2 separate regions of the Mus musculus genome follow, and region 1 is linked to region 2. A link is a loop called in an ENCODE intact Hi-C map of the cell type or tissue named here. Cell type or tissue: left cerebral cortex. All regions are shown on one strand. Links, peaks and the distances in the headings refer to the core of each region. The heading gives the core; the rest is flanking DNA. Region 1 overlaps Dclk1 (doublecortin-like kinase 1). Region 2 overlaps Dclk1 (doublecortin-like kinase 1).

Evidence for each region. Hi-C counts contacts between places; a loop is a spot of excess contacts. Peaks named below come from ENCODE experiments on the same cell type or tissue, not always from the same donor. Only the 100,000 strongest peaks of a DNase experiment are listed, where the experiment ranks them.
Region 1: a loop joins it to region 2, with 2.6 times the contacts of the local background. A loop is called at or near these places in 9 of 42 quality-filtered maps.

What each region holds. Positions count from the first base shown.
Region 1 is chr3:55,456,862-55,467,973 of GRCm38, forward strand. Dclk1 (doublecortin-like kinase 1) reads left to right here. Exons shown (of 17, transcript NM_001195538.2): 6 at 6,140-6,234. Among named protein-coding and RNA genes, the nearest start is that of Gm31443, 21 kb to the right of the region's middle. In left cerebral cortex, for the core only: no CTCF peak of the experiment used is centred there; DNase peaks (open chromatin) are centred at 4,973, 6,199 and 6,746; H3K4me3 peaks cover 4,319 bases; H3K27ac peaks cover 5,021 bases.
Region 2 is chr3:55,406,303-55,417,414 of GRCm38, forward strand. The region is part of intron 4 of Dclk1 (doublecortin-like kinase 1); the gene reads left to right. Among named protein-coding and RNA genes, the nearest start is that of Gm9831, 8.6 kb to the left of the region's middle. In left cerebral cortex, for the core only: a CTCF peak has its summit at 5,413 (motif pointing right); DNase peaks (open chromatin) are centred at 5,383 and 9,454; H3K27ac peaks cover 1,873 bases.

The sequences.
Region 1 (11,112 bases), core at 1,105-9,104, 50 kb after region 2:
GAATCTGACAAATACAAAGGTGGATGCTCGCAGCCAACCATGGGACTGAGCACAGGGTCCCCAACGGAGGAGTTAGAGAAAAGACAGAAGGAGCTGACGGGGTTTGTAGCCACATAGGAGGAACAACAATATCAACCCACCAGATGCCCCCAGAGCTCCCAGGGACTAAGCCACCAACCAAAGAGCACACATGGAGGGACCCATGGCTCCAGCTGCATATGAAGCAGAGGATGGTCACTGATGGTCTCATCCGTGGGAGGATAGGCCCTTGGTCTTGTGAAGGCTCAATGCCCCAGTGTAGGGGAATGCCAGGACAGGGAAGCTGGAGTGGGTGGATGGGTGAAGCAATATCCTCATAGAAGCAGGGAGATGTGGGATGGGATAGGGGGTTTTCAGAGAGGAAACCAAGAAAAGGGATAACATTTGAAATGTAAATAAAGAAAATATCGAATGAAGAAGAAAAAGAAAAAACTTAGGAAAAAGAACTGTTCCCTTCACCTACTATGCTACCATCTTGTGTTCTTGTGGGTATTTTGTTTGTTTGTGTTGGTTTGGTTTTGCCGAGTCTATATGCTTTCTCATTCTCCTTCTACCTACATCATCCTGATATGTGGCAAGCCAAGGACACAGGGCTCTGAAAGACATTCTGGGCCATTAACAGTCTCCTCTGTGTCTAGGAAATCAAGGGTAGTCTAAGGCATGGTCCAGAGCCCCACCCCGGGACCTGCAGGTACCCATGCATGTGCCTCCACTTTCTTTCCTGGACCTGTACATTTCAATGCCAAAGATAAACAAGCCTTGCATGTTAGACAATGACAGGGAAATGGCAAGTGGATTTCATTCCAAAAAGTGACCATGTAACACTTAATTAAATTTAAAAAATAATTTAAAATTAATTAAATTAAGAAATACATAAAAGGTAAAGGACAAATCAGAACTTCCAGTCATAGCAAACAGCTTGGAACTTATACACGCAGTTCAAAGAGAAAGGAAACAATGACCACTGAAGAAATCCACTTGGACATTTTATTTTTACTTGTAAAAATTCTGTTGTAAAATCTAGGCATGGGGGCTCATGCTATAGTCAGCCCTCAACAGGCTGAAAAGACAAAGATCACATTCCAGTCTAGCCTGAGATACTTAGCAAGACCTTGTCTCCAAAAACCAAAGTAATAGTAATAATTTGAATTTGTTCATTACAATTCATGAAATTATATTCTATGAATTATATTCTCATTCCTAAACATTTTCCTAGGGTTTTTTTTTAATATATTTCTTTGTATTCTGGTAGGATGTTGATAAAACTTCCTAATTGACTTTTTGTTTGAAGGTAAGACACAATTTACAAATGCAAATTCTTTGTAAAATCTCTTCCTTCCTTCCTTCCTTCCTTCCTTCCTTCCTTCCTTCCTTCCTTCCTTCCTTCCTTCCTTCCTTCCTTTCTCCCTTCCTCCCTTCCTTCCTTCCTTTCTTTTTCTTTTTTTTTTTTTTAACAAAAGTCCTGAAGGCCAAATGGAGCTCTGGGCTCTTTGCCTTTTATAGCACAAACATCTTCAAATGTGCAGAAAGCCTTGAGAAACCATGCAGTCATTTGCTCCTGAGGAAGCTTAGTTACTCTAGCAAGCAAGGGGTGGGGACTTCCAGCTGAGGTGGTAGTAAGTATGAAGTAGGTTTGGTGTGTAGCTTCTCTTAACATCTTTTACATCCTAGAAGCCCCACAGTGGTTCTCCTTCCTTCCTCTTTTTGTGTCTACCTTTTACAGCAGAATTTAGGTCTGTGCTTCCAGAAAAGGAAAAGACAGATCAAAAGTCCATGTGCATTTTGATTCTGTTACAAAGAACTGTCTGGGGTAAGATGGAAAACGTCTAACCACTGATGTTACCTCAAGACACCTTTGTATTTTAAAATTGTCACAGGCAAGTCTGTCCATCCCTCTGTGCCCTGTTTCTTCCAGAGAGACACAAATACCCTTAATCGTTTCCTGAAGACATTTCTTGGCCATTTTTTTTCACTTAGGAGAGCCCCTACTTCAGCAGAAGTTGTGGGTTTTTTCCCTCCCTAATGCTCATTTTAATTCCTAGTGATATGCAAACTCTAGCATGGAGTGATTCTACCTGATTACCCACACACCCTTTTGCCTCTCCTGGGTCTTCTTATATGACCCAGAGTCCCTTGATATGATTGTGTATCCTGGGCCGAATCAAATACTATCCCTCTACATCCATTTCATAACTGCAAAAGTTGATAGACTTCTACCACCATACCTGACCCTCCAAAATCTTTATTTATTTGTCTATTTATTTTAGTCTTTAACAGTTTTATGTATGTATATGATAAACTTTAGTCATTTTTACCCCATTAGTCTCTGTCGTCCCCCTCCCTCTCTGCTAAAATCCTTACTCTCCCTAGTGCTTCCCACCTACTTTCCTATCTTTCTATGTCTGCACGACCCATTACATTAACTAGAGGTGCTTGCATGAGTGGAGGTGAGAGGCTGTTTACAGAAGCATGGAAAATGTATCAAGGCTATGTGACTGGAGAAAGTGACACCCCTTTCCCTAGCAACCGTTAGTCGGTTAGTTGTCAGTAGAACTTCAGGAAGGCTGGGACCTCTTGCAGGATGAAATGTTGATGGGTGTAATCTTGTGTAGGTTTTGTCTGTATAACAACAGATTCGGGGAGTTCATGGGTACAACGGCCATGTCATGCCCCAAAGATGTCCTTCTTGGCTCTCCTTCCCATTCTCCATGTGTCTCTTCTTCCAGAATGTTCCTGAGGCTTGGCATTTTAAACCAGTTATGAGTCTCTGCACTAAGCACTACCAGCGGAAATAAGAAGTTTCTCTAAGTAAGATTCATAGCATTGCCAGTCTATGGATATAAACATGTCTACTTAGAATACGGTTTGGCCATGTGTCCATGTAGTAAAATTATAGTAGTGGGTTCCCTGCATGGCCTACAGTTTCTTGGCCATTAGCTCTTGACCAGGTTAATGGTACAGGCATGAATTCCTTCCTGAGATAAGGCCTCTATCCCATTAAAATAGTAGTTGGTTATCAACCATACATTCATGCCACTATTACACAGTAGGCACATCTTGCCAGGACTGATCTTACTGTAGCTCAAAAGGTTCACAGCTAGGTGATGACTTTTCTTCTCCAGCATCCTGCATAGCACCTTCCAGCACCTTGAAAGCCAGTGTCATAGTTACTTTCCTATTGCTGTGAAAAGGTGCTATGGCCAGTGCGGCATATAGAGATAGCACTTAATTGGGGACTTGCTCATAGTTTTAGAGGGTTAGTCCATGATCATCATGGCAAGAGGCATGGTGGTAGACAGGCAGGCATGGCACTGAAACAGTAGCTGAAAGCACAACTACTTTAGAAAAATAGAGACAGGGGTGTGGAGTTTGGGCCTGGGGCAGGCTTCTGAAACCTCACAGCCCATACTCAGTGACATATCTCATCTAACAAAGCCATGCCTCCTAATCCTTCCTTAATAGTTCACCAACCTGGAACCAAAAGTTCAACTGTGTAAGCCTACGGGAACCACTCACACTCAAACCACCACAGCCTGCTGGAAAGAAGCTTTTAGATCTCCTCCAGCTTGATTTACCTTCATTCAGTGCCCATAGTATGTGGCATCGGCAACAGGGTTGACCATCAGTTCTGGTGGACAGCCAGGTCGATGGCAGTAAGCTGAATTCTTTCGGGCATCAGTGGCACTCCCTTGACCAACAGCTCCTGGGGAAGACTCTATCAGCAGTACTTTTGTAGCTTCCGGAAGGAGCACTCTCCCCTCCCATGACCTTTTTATCTTAGCTCGTTAAAAATTATATTTTAATTAACCTATAAAACAGGTTTCCATATGATTTATTTCACACGTCCTTAGTGATGTTTATCCCTCCCTGTAAGCTCTCTCAAATCCTTCTGCACTGTAAACTTTCTCCCTCTTGGATCCACTCCCCACCCCCTTTCGTGGTCTACTCCCTTCTTTCTTCCTTTAAACATAGTATCTGGTCATATCAGGGACATAGTGAAATATTTACTCAGTGAAAATGAGAAGCACTTTATGTCTCAGTTAGTCTTGCTTTAAGATGTGTCTAATATCTTTCCAGCTTCACAGGTGAAAATATTTACTTGGTGCCTGGCATCTGAGACATACACCCACACACACACACACACACACACACACACACACACCTGCATTCTTCATTGTGCACACAGAATCTAAGGTCATTTAGAAGCAATGAATTAGTGGGCGCTTTGATGATAATTTAATAAAAGGTGCCCTTTAGCCAACCACTAGGTGCAGCAACTCTTCTCTTGGTAGGTATGGATTCTGCATCTACAACAATGCTGAAATCTTCTGTTTCCTAGTCTAGCCCTTCCCTTAGAGACCACTGGCTGGGAAGTCCAGTGCAGTAAGCCATGAACAATGAGACCCATCAAATAAAGACAGCCCAGTAGCATGCAAGCAAATTAAAACGCTCACAGCTTGCTGTTGTGCCACGCAAAACATCAGTAAATAAACCCCCTCCCAAGTTTTTAAAGAAATAGTTATCAATATACTTCAAAGGAAAAACTACCAATTAGTACAGTATGTGGCATTTTAAAGATCTTTGGAGTAGTGACAAAAGGTGTCAAGGAGTCTCTCCCCCCCCCCCCCCCCCCCGCTGGCTCCTTACGTTTTTTTATGAGAACTCGGTGTATGAAAAATAAAATCAACAAACACAGAGACTTTTGTGTGTCCCTATCACCTGCAACTTGCCAGGTTTTGGGAGAGTTATTGTCATTTTGATTCTTGTGTGAGTCACTGAGTTGCCAGCCCCCAGAGGCGCTTCATTATGATTCAGTGCAAAGGGATTGAGCCGGCTGGGGCTTCCGGAGTGAGGAGTGAGTGTGTGTCTGGTGGGGGTTGCGGTGGCAACGCGTTGGCAAGAGGCTTAATTGACACCTTTGATGTAGCCTAAGACAGAACCCGCACCTCCCACTGCCGCTGGGAAGACGTCAGCCTTACGCAGGAAAAGGCATCTGCTGATGAATCCTGCATCTCATTCAGCCCGCTCCCCGAGCAGCCTTAGCCTTCCCTAGCTAATCCAACTGCTTCCCAGTCTGCGGGTGCTGGGCTGGGTGCTGGGCTTGGTGCTGAGAAGAGGCTCTGGCTCTTGGCTATTTTCAGGTCAAACACTAAGACTGTGTCCATGTTAGAGCTCATAGAAGGTAAGTGGAATGCACTGCCGTCTCTTTCCCCTCAGGGCACCTCCCAGAATGTATGTGTCTCCTGTCTGATTCTTCTCTCCCTGTGCATATCTGCAAGGTTTCCAAGTTAGAGTAGCAGGCAGCCTTTGATATCTTTATACAGTCGTGTCTTCGGGGGGGGGGGGGGGGTATGTGTTCCCAAAGGTGGCGCTAGCTAGAGAAAAGGATAGCCTGGCTCCTTGGTTTCATCTCAGCTTGCTGACAATGTTTCCCACAACTTGAGTGTTGGGTAGAATTCCAGAGTTTGAGACCTGTTGGCAGCTTTTTTTTATCAGTTGAAATTGCAACAAAGACAAACTGTGTGGGGTTTCTCAGCATCTGCAGGCAATTATTTTGTCCTGTTTGAGGCAGACACATCAGAATCAGGCTGGGGGGATAGACAGGACATAAATGAATGTAGAAATGTCTAGAAGTGAGTTATTAAATTATAAAAACACAATGGTCCATTTTTTTTTAAGTCTCTGGGAATGCCACCTGTGAGTGATTTCAACATTTTCTCCCACTGGGTAACTAAAGACACACACACACATGCATGTGTCTCAAAGCCTTGAACATACTCATGAAAATCTCTCTTGGCTTAAATAAAGCCTCCAAAATAAATAAATAAATAAATAAATAAATAAATAAATAAATAAATAACTTGTGCAAAGTACATTTTTAAAAATTATATAACCTGATGTTGTATTAAACACAAGATTGACAGAACAGTGAGTGTCTGAAGATGGCTATTCCCTAAGGCTTTTCTTCCTGAGTCACATTATGGGTCTAATTTTTAGCTGATGTGCCTCCTCTGACTGTCTATTTCCTTGGGAAGATGAATTGCTATGAAAATTCTTTAATGTGCTGTTTTTCTCTCTGTGTGATTCCTCTTATTTCTAGTTAATGGAACCCCTGGTAGTCAGCTCTCTACTCCACGCTCGGGCAAGTCACCAAGTCCATCACCCACCAGCCCAGGAAGCCTGCGGAAGCAGAGGGTAAGGACAAAAGCAAGTCATCTATTGACAAATCTGTCTAGGTTTTGTTGCAAAGTGGCATGGGTGTCAGCAAAAAGTGCTGCTTTTCTTGGGGAATGACCAAGCCAGGGCAAGGGTAACCTGCTGTGGATCACCCACCATTGCTATGGTCCAGCTACGACCCAGGTCTTTCAATTTCCACAAATATGGCCAGTCTTAATTCTGAATAGAATATGCAATTGCTGCTTTAGTTTTAAATACCCTCTTGTTTGTTCATAGTACACATACTTCATTATGTATGCAAGTGTCCTTAGTCATAATTGGTTTTATTAGAAACAGCCATGGATAGTCTCTTAAGGAGCAGGAAAAGCCAGTGGAGGTAGCATCCTGGTGGAGATTGCTCAGTGGTAAGCAGGGTGGTCCAGAGCATCTGTGGAGCCCATGAGGCAGGCCATGGGAACATAGGATGCCAGTTTTGTCAATGGACCCACACTGAGCACATTCTCTTACATTTATTTTGAGCCTCTTGTATAACAGCAGAGAAATACACTGAGCTTAGAGACAGATGTGTAAAAGTTACTGGAAGCTATGTCAGCTTCTCCAAAGCTAAGCAAGGGCGGGGGGGGGGTGACTGTTAGCTCTTCATCTGGAATGAAAAAACTTCTTAAATCCCCTCACTGCTTTTACTGCTCATCCACTCCAGTTATACCAAGGCCAGAAGGGGAGAACTGGGGATGGGAAAAAGAAAAGGTCATGCTGGAAAACAAAGATGAGAAGAGAGGATTATGCTTACTTAAGTGACTTATCTGACGGTGCCCACTGAATAATTTAATCAACAGGGACTCCTCAGAGGCTACTGCATGTAAATATCAGGATGTCTACATTTAATTTCTTTTATTGTGCATTTAAATGACACTTCTAAAAATTGATGAATTTAAGCTCATCAAATATGAAGTCCCTCTAGGTCAAGCTTCCTCTTTCAAACTGGATCTTCAGGCTGCTAACACCATCAATCGTTTTTTATAAGTGGGTGGCCAAAAAGAAATCAGTCTGCAGTTACTTTGAACCTCTTGCCCCAGATTTCTTTCTCTGCTGATCCGTCTAGCATTGAGTTGAGCTTGTTTTGTCTGTTAAAGCCTGTGATTTTGTATCTGGTTTTCTGTTCAATGGTGGGATCGTTTTTATTAGAGAAGTCTGTGGTCGGTCTTCAGTGATTTTAGGAATCATTAATGAGCTACAGAATTGGCCACATTCATTCACTCTCTTACAGGATTATCCTCAGGTGAGGGAAGAGCTGGTGTGGCCATCCTGTACTCACAAATACTAGCCAGCAAAGGCTCCCCTCTGTAGATCAGCCAGATATCCAGCAGAGAGGATGTCTCCTCTCCGGAGCATCCTTTCTCTAGAAGTGTATATGTGCTTCAGAGCTAGTGCAGGAACAAAATTACCTTCTGATCCACTGAACTCAGTCTCAGACTTTGCAATATCTCAGGTTGAGACTAAATTTAGAATGACTGAGAATACAGGCCAGGTTCTCTCCCTAGGTGTTTCTAATAGGGACCCCTCCATCTTTGGAGTGTACAATTTTTCTCAGTTATCATTTATTAACAGAGCAAAGCTAGAATTTGCATCCCTTTCTTCTCAGCTTCCATGGGATTTTTCGTTCAACTGAGGCAGAAAATTTTCATCCAGTATTGTAGTCATTGACTTACATAATTAACACTTTTTAGCCCTTTGGAAATTAGTAACAGGTATGGCTCGCTGACAGGTTTTTCATCTTGCCATTTAAGCCACCAGTATAGCACTATCATTGAGGGAACCAAAATTTTTCTCATCTACTTTTAGAGGGACAAAAAGTTTAGCACCATCTGAAAACATTTATTAAACACATGTTGTAAGCAGGATACCGAATGCTTTCAAAGACGGGTTAGTCTCTAGGCTTTTGAGTTTGGCTACACATATTCAAAGATGGGTCTTTTCTCAAGCCTTTGAATTTATGAACACCCTCCATCTATGTACCATGGAGGCATTTCCAGCTGCTCTACCGAGAGAAACTTTCATCCTTTTGTGTAGACAACTGCATCAAATAACCTCTCCCTGTTATAATGGGACCAGAATATCCCTAAAAATTGTTCCTGTTTTAAATTTGGTTAATATTCTTTCCAAACGGTTGGCTATACTTCTATGCAGGAAATATTGAAATAAGGGAAAGATGGTGTGTGCTAAAAGAAGACACTTCAAAGAATGAATTAATTCCTTTTATTGCAAATTAGAAAACAGTAGCCACTTCTATTTTTTCTTTCTGTGTTGCCTAGTAACATACCCAGAAAATGAGTTGGCAAACACACACATACATGTTCCCCTTAAAATATAGGAGGAGAAGCTAATTTTTAAAAGGAGTATTAAGATATATAACTGATTTTTTAGAAGTAAAAAAAATCTGCATTTTACTTATGTTAACTATGATTTAATAAGCTGTTTGTCTCCCTTTAAGGTCAAGTTTCTAAATTACGTCCTTTGACATTTTAGAATAGTCATCTGAGAGACAAGTCTGCATGTCGGATTCATTTCTTCATTAAACACACTGGAGACAGTGAACCAAGTAGCTTCCCTATTTATACAAAGGACAATTACTTAAGTGGCTTCTAGAAGCATCTTCCTGGCCTCAGAAGTCAAATTTTTAGGCCCTCTTCCTATCCATAAACCGCTTTTGGGGGAGGTTCCATATCTTAAAACATTAAGAAAAAAATGTGTTGTACTGAGTAGGTTGAATGAAGCCCCCCATTACACTCCCACGCCACTGACTTTTGTAGAATAACTGAGCCCTCAGATGACGTGGGAGTGGGCGGCACAAAACTGAAAATAAGCCAGCTGTAGACACTGGGTGGAAGTGAGCAGGCTGCTTGGCTACCAGCACTGAGAGATAGTAGCAGACAGAGTGGCAGAAAGAAGGGAAGAGATGGGTAAGAGGTGAGGAACTAGACGGAGATTTGGGATTGGATGTGGGCGTGCGTAACTCAGAATTCTTCCAGTCACCCAAGCATAAAACGGAAAGGGCAGTGTGTGCTGGGTTTACACTGTGTGCAGCTGCACGCTGGAGTTACTGTCACGAGTATCCTGAGTGCCAGCTGCTGCATCTGACAAATTATGTTTGTGAGGTAAGCACATTCTTCTCCCCAGAATGGGAAGAAAATGTCCATGGAAGAGTTGCCTAGACTGAATAGCAGAGGTGGTCTTGGCAGGCAACAGGGGCCATAACTCACCTGGACTCGAAGGGAGGCAGGAGCCCGTCATAGCCCAAGAAGCGTTTTCTTGCCGATGAAATGAAATCATTGCTTTGCCTGTTGTTATCTTTTCTCTTATGCAAAGTTGGTGCCTTGAGTAGTTGTAGTGATGTTAGGAGCCAAGGACCCATCCCTTTCCAAGTTGCTCCGCAGAGAGGAGCAGGGACCCCAAGAAAGGAAAGTAAACGAATCTGTCCTGCCCTTCATCTTACAGGACCTGTACCGCCCCCTCTCGTCGGATGATTTGGACTCAGTAGGAGACTCAGTGTAAAAGACACAATGGAGCGATGTGTATGGTTTGTGATGGGATCAAGGTTTCCCATTTCCTAAGCAAGCATCTAACAGCAAAATACACAAAAGAGTTTTGCATAAGTAATTAAGTTATACAAAAGCAAGGGTGCCGACATTTTCTACTCGCGGTATTCTTTGAAAGAAAAAAAATTTTTTTTAAAGTATCTCCTCCATTTGATGTAACCGAGGAGAGTTTGAATACAATATTTGTTAGTCGCTGAGGATTTTATGACTAAAGTCTTGTTCCAGATAAATTTCATATATGACTCCAATATTAACTACAAGAACCACCCTAATGATCCAGCATTACAGAGTCACCATTTCTGTAAATGAGTCTTCTTTTTAATCAGTAAGTAGATAGATATATAAATACAATTTTTCTGTACTTAGTATAAGGGAAATTTAATAAAGTAACAGACACGGTTTTTCTAAAAGGTAAAAATCTTCTACCTTTTTAATTTAAAAGTTAAAAATAGTCAGACAGCTGACTAGCTTTTTCATTGCAAAATAATACAAAAACTCTTGAGGATTTTTTTTTTTTTTTTGAGTGACTATGTCTGGAAGGGAATTGAGGGACTTCTGTAGGAGACATCTCACAAAGACTAACATTAAACAGTAAGAAAATTCTCTGGGTTTTTGTTTTTGCTGTTGTTGTCGTCATGCGGATTTTTCTTTTTTTCCAGATTATCTTTTGTAAAACTAGTTTCAGCTACATGGAAACACGAACAACTTGACATTATTATTAATTGTACAATGTTTCCCTACAACAGCAACAGTATACTTATTATTTTTTTCAAGTGTCTAAAGTTTTTGACCTAAAAAAAAAAAAAATGGGACTCGTGCCGTTTTTTTCAAAAAAAAATAAACTCAGTTTGAGAATTGAAACTCTTCTAAAGAGAGCCTGTACATTGGGCTCCCTGTGCTGGTCATCCTGCATCTTGTTGTTTGGGATGTCTTCATATGCAAAACTCCTTTTGTGTCAAACCTAGTGTGTCTATGATTATAACCCGCTGTTAAAACATTAACATACTAATTCTTCTCCTCTATTTTCAAAAGTGTAAGTCAGCTTTGCTTAAATGTAAAACAGTTATTTTTAAATCTAGATGTTAGAAATCAATGTGTATGATGTATTGTATTTAGACCATACCCGTGACCGTTTCTTTTTACTAGCTCAAACACTAACAATTTAAGACTTACAAAGCATGGATTTTATATTCTCTAGGCTTGACATATCTCAGTAGGGTGACAGATTTAAAATGTATGGTGCCATTTGGAGCCTTTTACTTGAGATTTCTTTCAAATTTCTCTTGAAAACATTTTGAAA
Region 2 (11,112 bases), core at 2,082-10,081:
GTTATGCCTAACATACTAAGCAATCGTTAAATCTTAGTTAAACAAAAACAAGCAGTTGTAACAAGGTGAGTTTAAAAGTATCCTGTGATGACAATCAACCTGATGTCATTTACTCTAGTGCAGCTTGTCCCCTTGACATTCTATGACTTTTTTGAAGTGTCTAACAATTCCAAGCTCAGTTATTCATTAGGGTTATCATGAGTACTGGAAACACACACACACACACACACACACACACACACACACAGCATCTGGCAGAGTCCTCTACTCAGATTCATGCTGAATATGCACTAAGCATCCTGACTTCCTCCCTTTACATCCAGTGCTGAAATTCCAGTGCATAAAAATTCAGGGTAGGGAGCTTGGAGGAATAAAAGGAGAGTGGGAAAAAACAACACCTGCCAGAGTTCTGGTGCTCTGGGCCGGTGTACGTGGAAGGACTGCTGCACACTTTCCACGTGGCTCTGGGTGGGTGTCTGGCTGTGTGAATCCACTGGCCCCAGCTCAGCGGGTAGTGAACAAGGGGCAGTCCCTAGGTACCATGTTCTCAGCCTCAGGCATCCCAGACACCGCTGAGAACAGAATGGGGTCCCCTGGGGGCGGCTTGGTCAGCCCGGGGGCCAAAGGGAGGAGAGGGCAGGGGGAGAGGGAGGCACTGGCTGGTTCCCAAGCAGATGAGAGTCCTTGATCCAGTTCATGGCTGGAGCTCAGGAAGGTCTTCCCTCGGGAAGTTAGACATGGCTCAATAGGGGAAAGCCTATCCCATTGTTCAAGCAGAGACAGTCTATGGTTTTAGAGCTTTATTGCAGAAAGGCAGGGAGAAAGAGAGAAGGTAGAAAGAGGGAGAGAGGCTGGCCATGATTACATGGAGGGGGTGAAGGGAGAGAGAGAAGGAGGGCTAGAGATGAGAGTTTAAAAAAAGTGAGAGCTTAGAGAGTGAGGAGGGGCCAAGCAGCCCCTTTTTATAGTGGGCTGGGCTATCAGGTTACTGTCGGAGGAGTATGCCTGGCTATAGTCAGGTAATTGTGGGGGTGTCTACCCAGGATGTCAAATGCTTGGGACATTGTCTGAGTGACTGATAGTCACAGAAATATGGAGTTGGGGGGCTCTGTGGTGTCAGGCACCTGACTCTGGGAACGTGGCTCACTTTTCTGTCCCTTGTAGAGTTTTCTACTGGGTCTCCAGAGCAAGCCTCATTCAACCAAAATAGGCTGCCTATCACAGCCCCACATAAGAATGAGGGGCAGTATGCAGTTGTGTTCTTTACCCATTGAAAAATGACTCTGTGTGTTGTTTCCCCCAGTCTTCATGGCCACCTTGCACACAGACAAAGACTTTGAGTTCTGTCGAACAACTGAAGAACAGACTCAGAACCAAGATCTGACCTTCAGCTAGTACATGCTTCTGTATCTATAAGATGGTCAATCAATCTCTAGCCACCACTTGCTGCATGTTCTGTTCTAAGCTTGGTCCTGTGTGGTGATGTGGGCCCTTTCTTCAAGGTGTCTATGGGTGGAGGGGAGTGGTAGGCAGCAGAGGTCTGAAGCAAGTTGCTTTCACTCTGGAAAATGTCTAGCAGTTATCCACTGTGTCCAAGGCTGTGATATTACAGTACCTACTACTTATTTCATAAAGTGTGATTTATTCTTCCAGTCATTTTTTTCTCATACTTATCTTAAGGGAAAAATGTTTGAAATTAAAATATGATTCAGTACAAGTCATAATTTAAAAAACCATACCATAGTTGGGTATGCTTCAAGGAGTGAGCAAGGTTTCTGGCTTTGGTTAACTTTTTGGTTATGCAGGACTCATCATCATCGTTGGTTTAGGGAGCACTCTGGGGGATGACCCCTGTATGTCTCTGTCCATTTATACTTAAAATTTTTAAAATATGTTTCTGGTACAACTATCTGCCTGTGCCTTTGGCAGACGCACTCCTGCTTTCTGGTTCCTTTTTACATTTATCAGTGCCAACTGTGGTTTCTCAAATGTCTCTGTAGGACCCCAACTCTGGGTCAGTGGTACTTACTTCGAAATGCCCCCAAGTGAGACACCTAAATGCAAATCGATGCAAAAGCAAGAGGTTTATTTTCTGGTCAACCCTCAATCAGTCCCTTGAGGTGAGTGATGAGAAGGCGACCCTGAATGGTTATTACAAGGAGTTTTAATACGTTTTAGGGGCAAGGTTTCCATCAGCAAGGTTACATTTCAAACTTATTGGCTTAGCATATTGACTTTTAAATCTATTGGCTGGCAAGCATGGGCAGATCATGACATGCTCTTGAACTCTACCTGAGTCGTTCCAGAGGGTCAGGTGACTATGAGTACATTCTGAGAATATTTTTACTCAAGAATGCTGGAGAACAGAACTTGACCTCGCCTTGACACCAGGCAGGAAGGGGAAGCTGTAAGGAGAAGGATTTGGGACTGAAAAACCCCTCAGGGTCCCTCATCTTCCAGTCCTTCTTTTATTCTCTGACCTACAGGGGGCACTTAAGTGATCTTAATTCCGCTGTTGGTTCATTTTTACAGGTATTTGTTGAGCATCTACTCTGGCCAATCCCAACTGCTGCACATTTCATACAAAGTAGTCATGGTCATTGCCCGGTGGACCAACTATCAGCTCTAGTGTGAGATGCAGACATTGAAAAATAGCAGTGATCTAGGCCATGAGGAAAGAATTACAGGAGGTTGGGAGACCATGCACTGTGGCTCTAAGGTGTGAATGTAGGAAAGGCTTCTCACAGGAAGCTGATTCTAAGTTGGAAAACCTACAGGAACAGGAGGTGTTAACCAGGCCACTGAGGTGGGGCAGGATGACTCGCCATGTTTGTGAGTGTAGGTGTGACATAGTGTCAGGATGGATGTGGGATAAAAGGAAGGTGATTTTAATGAGAGAAACACATTCTTGAATATCAGACTGTAAAGGAACTGAGAGGAACCCAGAATGGATAAGAAGGAAGAAGAAAAGAAGGGAGGTACGGGGAGTAGTGATGGTGGTGACAAGCTGCTATATGGACTTGGAATATCCTGGGGCTATGGGGAAAGTTTGACATGATCCCAAGAACATTTTTGAAAAGATGTCTTTGAAAAGAGAGCTAAGAGTTGGTTGGAAGAACCCAAGGGGTGTGGAAGGTGGTAGTTGAAACAGTCATAGAGGTTCTGATAACACTATTTGGATAGCTGGTTGTAGGAGCAGATGTTGGTGAATAGAATTAAACATTTGCAAGCAGAGATTAGTGTCATGGCGCCTTAGTGAATGTGGTATGGGCAGAGTAGCAATGCCTGAGGGATGACAGGCTGTCTCCTCACTTGCCTTTCATTGGATGATACTGAAGTACACAAGGGGATCAAGAGGGAGGAGGAGGAAGTGGAAGCAAGATAAAGTTAGTTTTTGTGTGGCTCTGGGTACTGGGTGGAGCCCCGGAGCAGATGTCCTGATGTCCTCCCTTCTGACTCCTCCTGTTCCAGTTCATTCTAAAGTAGACTAGAATCGCATTCAGGAAACTTTCAGTGAACTGGTGTTGCTTTCTCTGAATTCAGTCTTGTCTCTTACGAACCTTTCTGTAAAGGTCACAGGCTTTCTCCATCATCCCTATCCCAGATATAGAGATTATAGGCCCTTTCCCTCCCACTTCAAGCCTCCTTCCTCAGGAATTCTACCAACTTTTCCTACTGGTTAATATATTTGTTCTTGCTACTTATGGTATAGTTGGAACACACATGACTTGGGGTTGTGGGCAATTTCTTCTTTTAGGCATTTTGCCTGTCATATTTATATATTGTCTTAGTTGGGTCTCTGTTGCTGTGACAATGTGTTTATTTCATGCTGCAGGTTACACTCCATCCCTGAAAGATGTTAGGGCAGGAACATGGAGGTAAACTGAAGCAGGGACCACCACAATGCTGCTTGCTGGCTTGCTCTTCATGGCTTGCGCAGCCTGCTTTCTTATACAATCTGGGACCACCTATCTAGAGATGGAATCGCCCACAGTTGGCTGGGCCCTCCCACATTAATCATCAATCAAGAAAATGATCAATAGTCTTGACTAAAGGACAATCTGATAGGGCATTATTTCAATTAAGACTCCCCCTACTCAGACAATTCTACTTTGTGCTAACTGGACAACAATCAACACATATAACCTCACACACTTTATATAGTTGGTCTTTGTCTCATGCTCTATGCATAGTTATTTTGTATGATCAAAGCCTGGACATGTGACAGCAGGTTAGTGGAGTGCTAAACTCCACTGATGGGCTGGTGGAGTGTGGTGTCATCTGTATAGCTCTAAATATAGTTTCAGTGGTAGTTTGAATATGCTTGGTCTTGAGAGTGGCACTATTAGGAGGAGTGACCTTGTTGGAGGAAATATGTCACTGTGGGAGTGGGCTTTGAGAGACCTTCCTCCTAGCTGCCTGGAAGCCAGTCTTCTCCCATTTGCCTTTGGAACAAGATGTAGAACTCTCAGCTCCTCCAGAGCTATGCCTGCTTGTATGCTGCCATGTTTCCTGCCTTGATGATAATGAACTGAGCCTCTGAAGCCAATTAAAGGTTATACTTTGTAAGAGTTGCCTTGGTCATGGTCTTCACAGCAATGGAAACCCTAACCAAGACACAGACATAATGAAATAGCCACCCATACCCATACCTACAGTCATTCATCCATTACAGGATAAGTGATGTGTCATTTACTTGGCATACAATAGCAAAGAGTAATGTGTTATAAAGCTTGAAATGGGGCAAGGACATGTGGAATGCAATAGTTTATGAAAGCCAATCGGGTAGAAAAATATTGATGCTAATTAGTAAGTCTGTTCTGTACCTTCCAGGCTGTGTGCTAAGAACTTTCCTTGGGTAAAGTTATGAAGTCCCCACTATACCCAGTGCAATGGTACATGGAGTCAGAAAGTGAGGTTGGAAGAAGACCTTCTAGTGGAATCAAGATGGAAGTCTAGCCTGAGTTGCTCAAAGGCCTGTCCTCCTAAAAATTCAACCATAGGAATGGAGTGGTTTTCAAAATGCCTCAGGCTCCCTAGGGGTCAAACATGAGCCTCAGGGTATGCAACTGGAAAATCAGCCCTTTCTATCTGCCAGAGCAACCAAATGGCATCTGTCTATGTATTTGGCTCTGAAGATGATTTGAACCAAGAATTCTCTACTTAAGAAAGAATTGAATTGCTAGATCCAAAGATTTTAACTGTGTGGGATGCTGAAGCTGTTAAAATTAGTGCCAGCTCTGTTGTAAATGTTGTGATCCTTCAGAAATCTGCCTAAGACAAAGACAAGGCTACAACTCAAGAGAGATAATTTACTTTACATTATTTTAATATACAATATACTGTACATATGTATGCTTGCATGAATTTATGTGCAGCACATACATGTAGTGCCCACAGATGCCAGCAGAGGGCACAAGGTCCCCTGCAACTGGAACTACAGACAGAGTTACTAAGACAGTACTGAGAACTGAACCCTGAAAATCTCCAAGAGCAATTAGTGCTCTTAACAGCTGAACTATCCCTCTAGTCCCCATGAGACATGCTCTGCCCTTTGACAAATTAGAAGTAAGCTAATTAGTAGAATGTGAGAATGTGTGGTAGGTTGTCACCATTTTAGAATGCTTTTGTGGATTTCTTCACAAAGCCTTGCAACTGCCTGTGAGAGAAGAAAGGCTGCTCATTGTTAACATTGTTCTCACAGTGTCTGTCATATGTCAGTCACTCAGCATGGCAAAGTGTCTGGCTTTGTACTGCTGCCCTATCTTGCTCGGTGCTCTGTCTTCAGTGTCTACTACATCATGATCACTGTCTCAGTTAAGGGTTTATATTGCTATGAGGAGACACCATGACCAAGGCAATTCTTATGAAGGCAAACATTTAATTGGGGCTGACTTACGGATTCGGAGTCATGGCAGTCCATTGTCATGGCAGGATGCAGGTAGACAGTGCTAGAGAAGTGGCTGAGAGTTCTACATCTTGTTCTGAAGGCAGCCAAAAGGAGGCTTTCTTCTGCAGGCAGCCAGAAGGGGACTCTTTTCTGCACTAGGTGGAGCTTGATCATAGGAGCCCTCAAAGCCCACCTACACAGTGACACACTTCCTCCAACAAGGCCACGCCTATCTTAACAAGGCCATGCCTATTTTAACAAGGCCACACCTTCTAATAGTACTGCTTCATCTGGGCCAAGCATATTCAAACCACCACAGTTACCGGCAATTATGTTGATTAAATCAAAAGATTGAACTCAGGAAGTGAAAGCATCAAAAGCATCAGGATTTTAGCTCTTTAACACCAGGAATGGATTACAACCCACTCTGCCTTTTTTAAATGACAAAATAATGAGCTTATTGAAAGGCATTAAAACAAGGCCATTGGAAAATTAAGGTTCTGTGTTTGATCTGGCTTCATGTTTGGATGGCTATTCTCCAAGTTTCAGGTTTGAATCTATTTAAAATTTTAGAAGGATTATCTGTCAGCTGTTGCCTGTAATACCCATAGATTCCTTTTATTGCAAACCATGATGCAAATATTTTTACTTAGCTTCGATCATTTTGGTTTCCTGAGATAATATCTTGTTATGGGTCCCTTAGTGGCCACAAATTCTTCACCTGCTTGATTCAGCCTCTTGCGTGTCGGGTTAAAAGAGATGAGCCACCATATAGGGCCCTGGATACAAATGATAAATTATAACTTGGTGTTTTTTTTTAAAAGAATATATTTATTTCAAGTTTACTATATAATGCATTTGCAAAAGAAGAAAAAAGGCCTGTGCTGTACATTAGTTAATGTGAAAATACACAGAATAGATTGTTGTTTGCTCTCCACTTGAAAGGTTCTACATTCTGGTAAGCTTCTTAAAGGTTAAGCATATCAGTTGGCAGTAGCCATTAAGAGAAGAGAACATGGTTGGCTAGCAGGGGTTGACTATGGTCTCTGCCCATTCTCCCCACATTTGGCTCTTTCCCCTCACTATGCCTGTGTCACCCTCTTAGAACTTCCCTGCATTCTGAATCCAGCGTGAGTGTTAGGCCAATAGCTAGCTTAGGTCTTTAGCAGCTGGAGATTGCCTACAATGATGTTTTGATCTCTGCTCACACTTTCTCAGGATAAGTAGTGGTTTAAGGAATGTCGTGTTGTCATGGCATTATATTCATGCAGGTGTTGGCCGTGCAGCTGGGATTCAAATTAAGTCACTACCCAGCTATAAGTGCTCATTTTCGTTTTGTCGTTGAGACTTTTTTTCTTCAATTAAAACAAAATAATTCATGACAAGAAAACCACCGAGCCTGCCCCAGGCTGAGCCTGAGTTGCTTTCTGTTTTGCATTGTTTCCCCTCAAAGCTGCATTTTCCACTTTGTAAGTAAGTCCCCCGCCAGGGTCATCTGAAAAGTTCTGCCTAGGGAGGGAACTCTTTGTAGTGCAGATCTGGGTAACAACTTCAACAGTGTCCTGACTGCAGAAAATAAAGACTCAGGGCCCTAACTCAACAGCAAAGATGATGGAACAGCTCAAGTCCCATGTCCATCCCATGCGATCTTTTTGTTAATATACGCAATTGTAAAGAAGAGAGAAGTTACCAGCCCCTACCCTCAATCCACAAAGGCGGCCTTTGTAGTAAAAGACTACTAACTACTACTAAACTACTACTACTAACTACTACTACTACTACTACTACTACTACTACCTAACTAACTACTACTACTAACTACTACTAAAAGGCTAACAAGAGAAACACAAATATATGCCTTCACATATGGTCTGGGTGACTGGAGAGTTTTCAAAAAGAAATGAAGATACAAAGAAATGGTTAGACTTTTGTGCTGGCTTGTTTGTTTGTTTGTTTGTTTGTTTGTTTTACATAAGCTGGAGTTATCTGGGAAGAGGAATCTCAATGAAAAAAATCCCACTAGGTGGCCCAAAAGCCAATCAATAGTGTACTTTCTAGATTAATGATTGATGTGGGAGAAACCATCCCTGGGTAAGCAGTCCTTGGTTGTATATGAAAGCAGGCTGGGGTAGGAGAGCCATGGGGAGCAGGCCAGAAAGGAGCATTTCTTCAGTTCCTGCCTCTGCATTTTTGCCCTGATTTCTGTCCTGACTTCCCTCAGTGATGGAGCATAACCTGTGAACTGTAACACAAGACCCGGTTCCTCTCCAAGCTTTCTCTTCTCTCTCTCTCTGCCCTACCCCACCTATCTCAGAGAGAGAGAGAGAGAGAGAGAGAGAGAGAGAGAGAGAGAGAAGGCAGCATGGGCTTGGCATAGGTTTTTGATACCTCCAAGCCTACTTCCAGTGACACACTTTCTCTAACAAGGCCAGACCTCCTAACTCTTCTGGATTCAGAGACTATTGATTTTAGGTGTCATGTACAACACCATAGTAATGCATAAAGACAGCCACAGGAGGTACTGACCAGAATCATGTGACCCTCCTCCATTAGCCCCTACCTAGGAGTTGCTGCGACACCAGAGAAAAATCTCACAGAATTCTACCACCTTCTCTCCAAGGACAGGTCTGCTGTTTGTCACGTGTGTGCCCTGCAGTGGTGACACCCCTAAAGAGGCAGGGCCACTTGAGAGCAGATACTTCCTTCTGTGTACGAGTGTCCATTACAGAAAAGGTGGCTGGTATAAAACTGAGAAGTCTCTACAGACCTAAGATTTGAAGCCATTGACCATTTTTCAGAGCTTTGTAAAATCCTATGTATTCTCGCACCCTCTATCAGTCAGTTTTGACCCACATTTTCTCATGCAAGTAAGAGCGACAGATGCATTGCACAAGTGAGTGTGTTTGTGTGACACAGACACATCACCCTATGGAGTTCCCTTCATTCCCATATCTGCACAGTTTCTGAGGTGTCCTCTGGGTATAGGCTGGTCAGCACATTAATGTCTTTGTTTCCACTCCGCAGCAGTAGAGTTCTGCTGCTGCTGTGGTCCCCGGAGCAGCTATGATGCTAGTTTCCTTAAATCTGAATTGGGCCTGAGGGGTTTGAAAGTCAGTTGGCTTTTCAGAAAAAGTCCTTTTTCATGGAACCCTTTGTTTTAAGAGAAGAAAGTGTGTGCTATCTTTCCCTATTTCCATCACAGAAAGAATTTTTTTTTTCTTTTCTATTAGGCACAACTGAGTTTCTGACTCAACACAGGACTAAGTGTAAGATAAGTCCCTGTTTTTCTCAAATTCGTTTGCCTTCACTGTTCTTTCATCTTCTACAATGAGGCCAGTCTGAGAATAACTCTTAGAAATGCAGCCATGTCCTCGCGGTCTCTGGGAGTAATAGTGGGCTGATGTGTTGGCTCTTAGAGCTTAGCCGCTGGCACCAACTGCGGATGGATTTCCTTTGGAAGTAGGTTATAGCTAAGAGAGCTGCAGGGTGTCAGGCCGGTGTTGTTTCCGTTGTTAATGAAGCTCTGTCAGAGGGACTGGAGAATGTGTGCTTGGGTTTATAATTCTAGCAGCCTGTGCTTGTCCCGATGCTCAGGAAATAGCACCCAGAGGAGACAAAGGAGACGCACGTGGGTGCAAGGCGCCTGTACCCCGCAGAGGAAACACAATGGCAGCTGCCGCAGGGGCTGTGCGGAGGGAGCAGAGGGCGTGGTGCTAGATGCTAGAAGCTTCTGACTGGAGTGCAGTAGGTAGGGGTAAGCAAGCTTATTTCTTGTGGAAATAGCAGTCGCCATAGTAAACTCTGAGATGATTTTTTTTTGACCCTGCCTAGAAATGTAAAAGACCATTTCTTACTCCTGGTGCTCGCCTGCCCTCTAAATCTGCCTAAATTTCCTTCCTTCCCCACATTTGGCATTTAAAACCCTCATGGATAAATCTCTGTGAAGTCATTGGTGTCTTTTGTCTTGGTATTAAAAACAGAGCAACAGCAATGCAAGGCCAGTATTTATCAAGGGCTTGCCACATACAGAATCACATCCAGTGCACCCCCAGGGAGGACCATCCAGTGCACCCCCAGGGAGGACCATCCAGTGCACCCCCAGGGAGGACCATCCAGTGCACCCCCAGGGAGGACCATCCAGTGCACCCCCAGGGAGGACCATCCAGTGCACCCCCAGGGAGGACCATCCAGTGCATCCCCAGGGAGGACCATCCAGTGCACCCCCAGGGAGGACCATCCAGTGCATCCCCAGGGAGGACCATCCAGTGCACCCCCAGGGAGGACCATCCAGTGCACCCCCAGGGAGGACCATCCAGTGCATCCCCAGGGAGGACCATCCTGTTTCAGAAATGTAGAGACTTGACTGGCTAAGTGAGCAGAAAGTATGTAATTAGGAGCTGATTTCCCCCCCCAAACTGCCTCACCACACCGTACCCAACACAGGCTCACTCCTAACTGCCCCAGCTTTCAGCCCAACCGGCGTAGCATTGCAAATGTATTTATTTAATGTAAGAGTGACCTCCAAAGCAGTTATGTTGACAATGTAAGTGTGGCATGTTTTTATAATTATTATATTTTATTATTAGTTATTATTAATGTCCTAGTAAACCTAACTGATGAACTAAACTTCATTGTACATAGGTATGTATAGGAAAAAGAAACATGGCCTACGTGAGTATGAATGGGAATTTTGCACTATCTGTGGTCCTGGGCAGCCTCTGCAGTTTTGATAGGTATCTGCCATGAAGGGGTTACTACTTTAGCCATGGAGTACACCCAGGAAACCCCTCCTATGAACCCAGTCATGGCCCCAGAACAACCTTGGCCAGCCTCTGGAAGTTCTTTTCTCATCTTTCTGTCTTACTTCTTCTGCACCATAAAATAGCTGCTACCCATGATATTGGGATTGCTGAACCCAATGTAGTCTGACCCTACTTAGCAAATCAGTGCTCAGAGCTGCTCAGGAGGCCCTGGCTTGAGACAGCAACAGAGAAACTTCTGGAAATATCTTTTCTGTTTCCTGCTACTTTTTTAGGAACATTTTTTTTTTTCCACCAAGAAGAAAAAGCTTTATGGTTTTTGCTCAAGACAGTTTGTACATCTGTACACTGTCTCTTTGGCACCAAGTTATGATAAAATTAAAACACAACAATAGGAGTTGATTACCTAATTCGTGTCCCTACAGATGACAGTGCCACAAAAAAGGGCTGAGCACAGAGAGC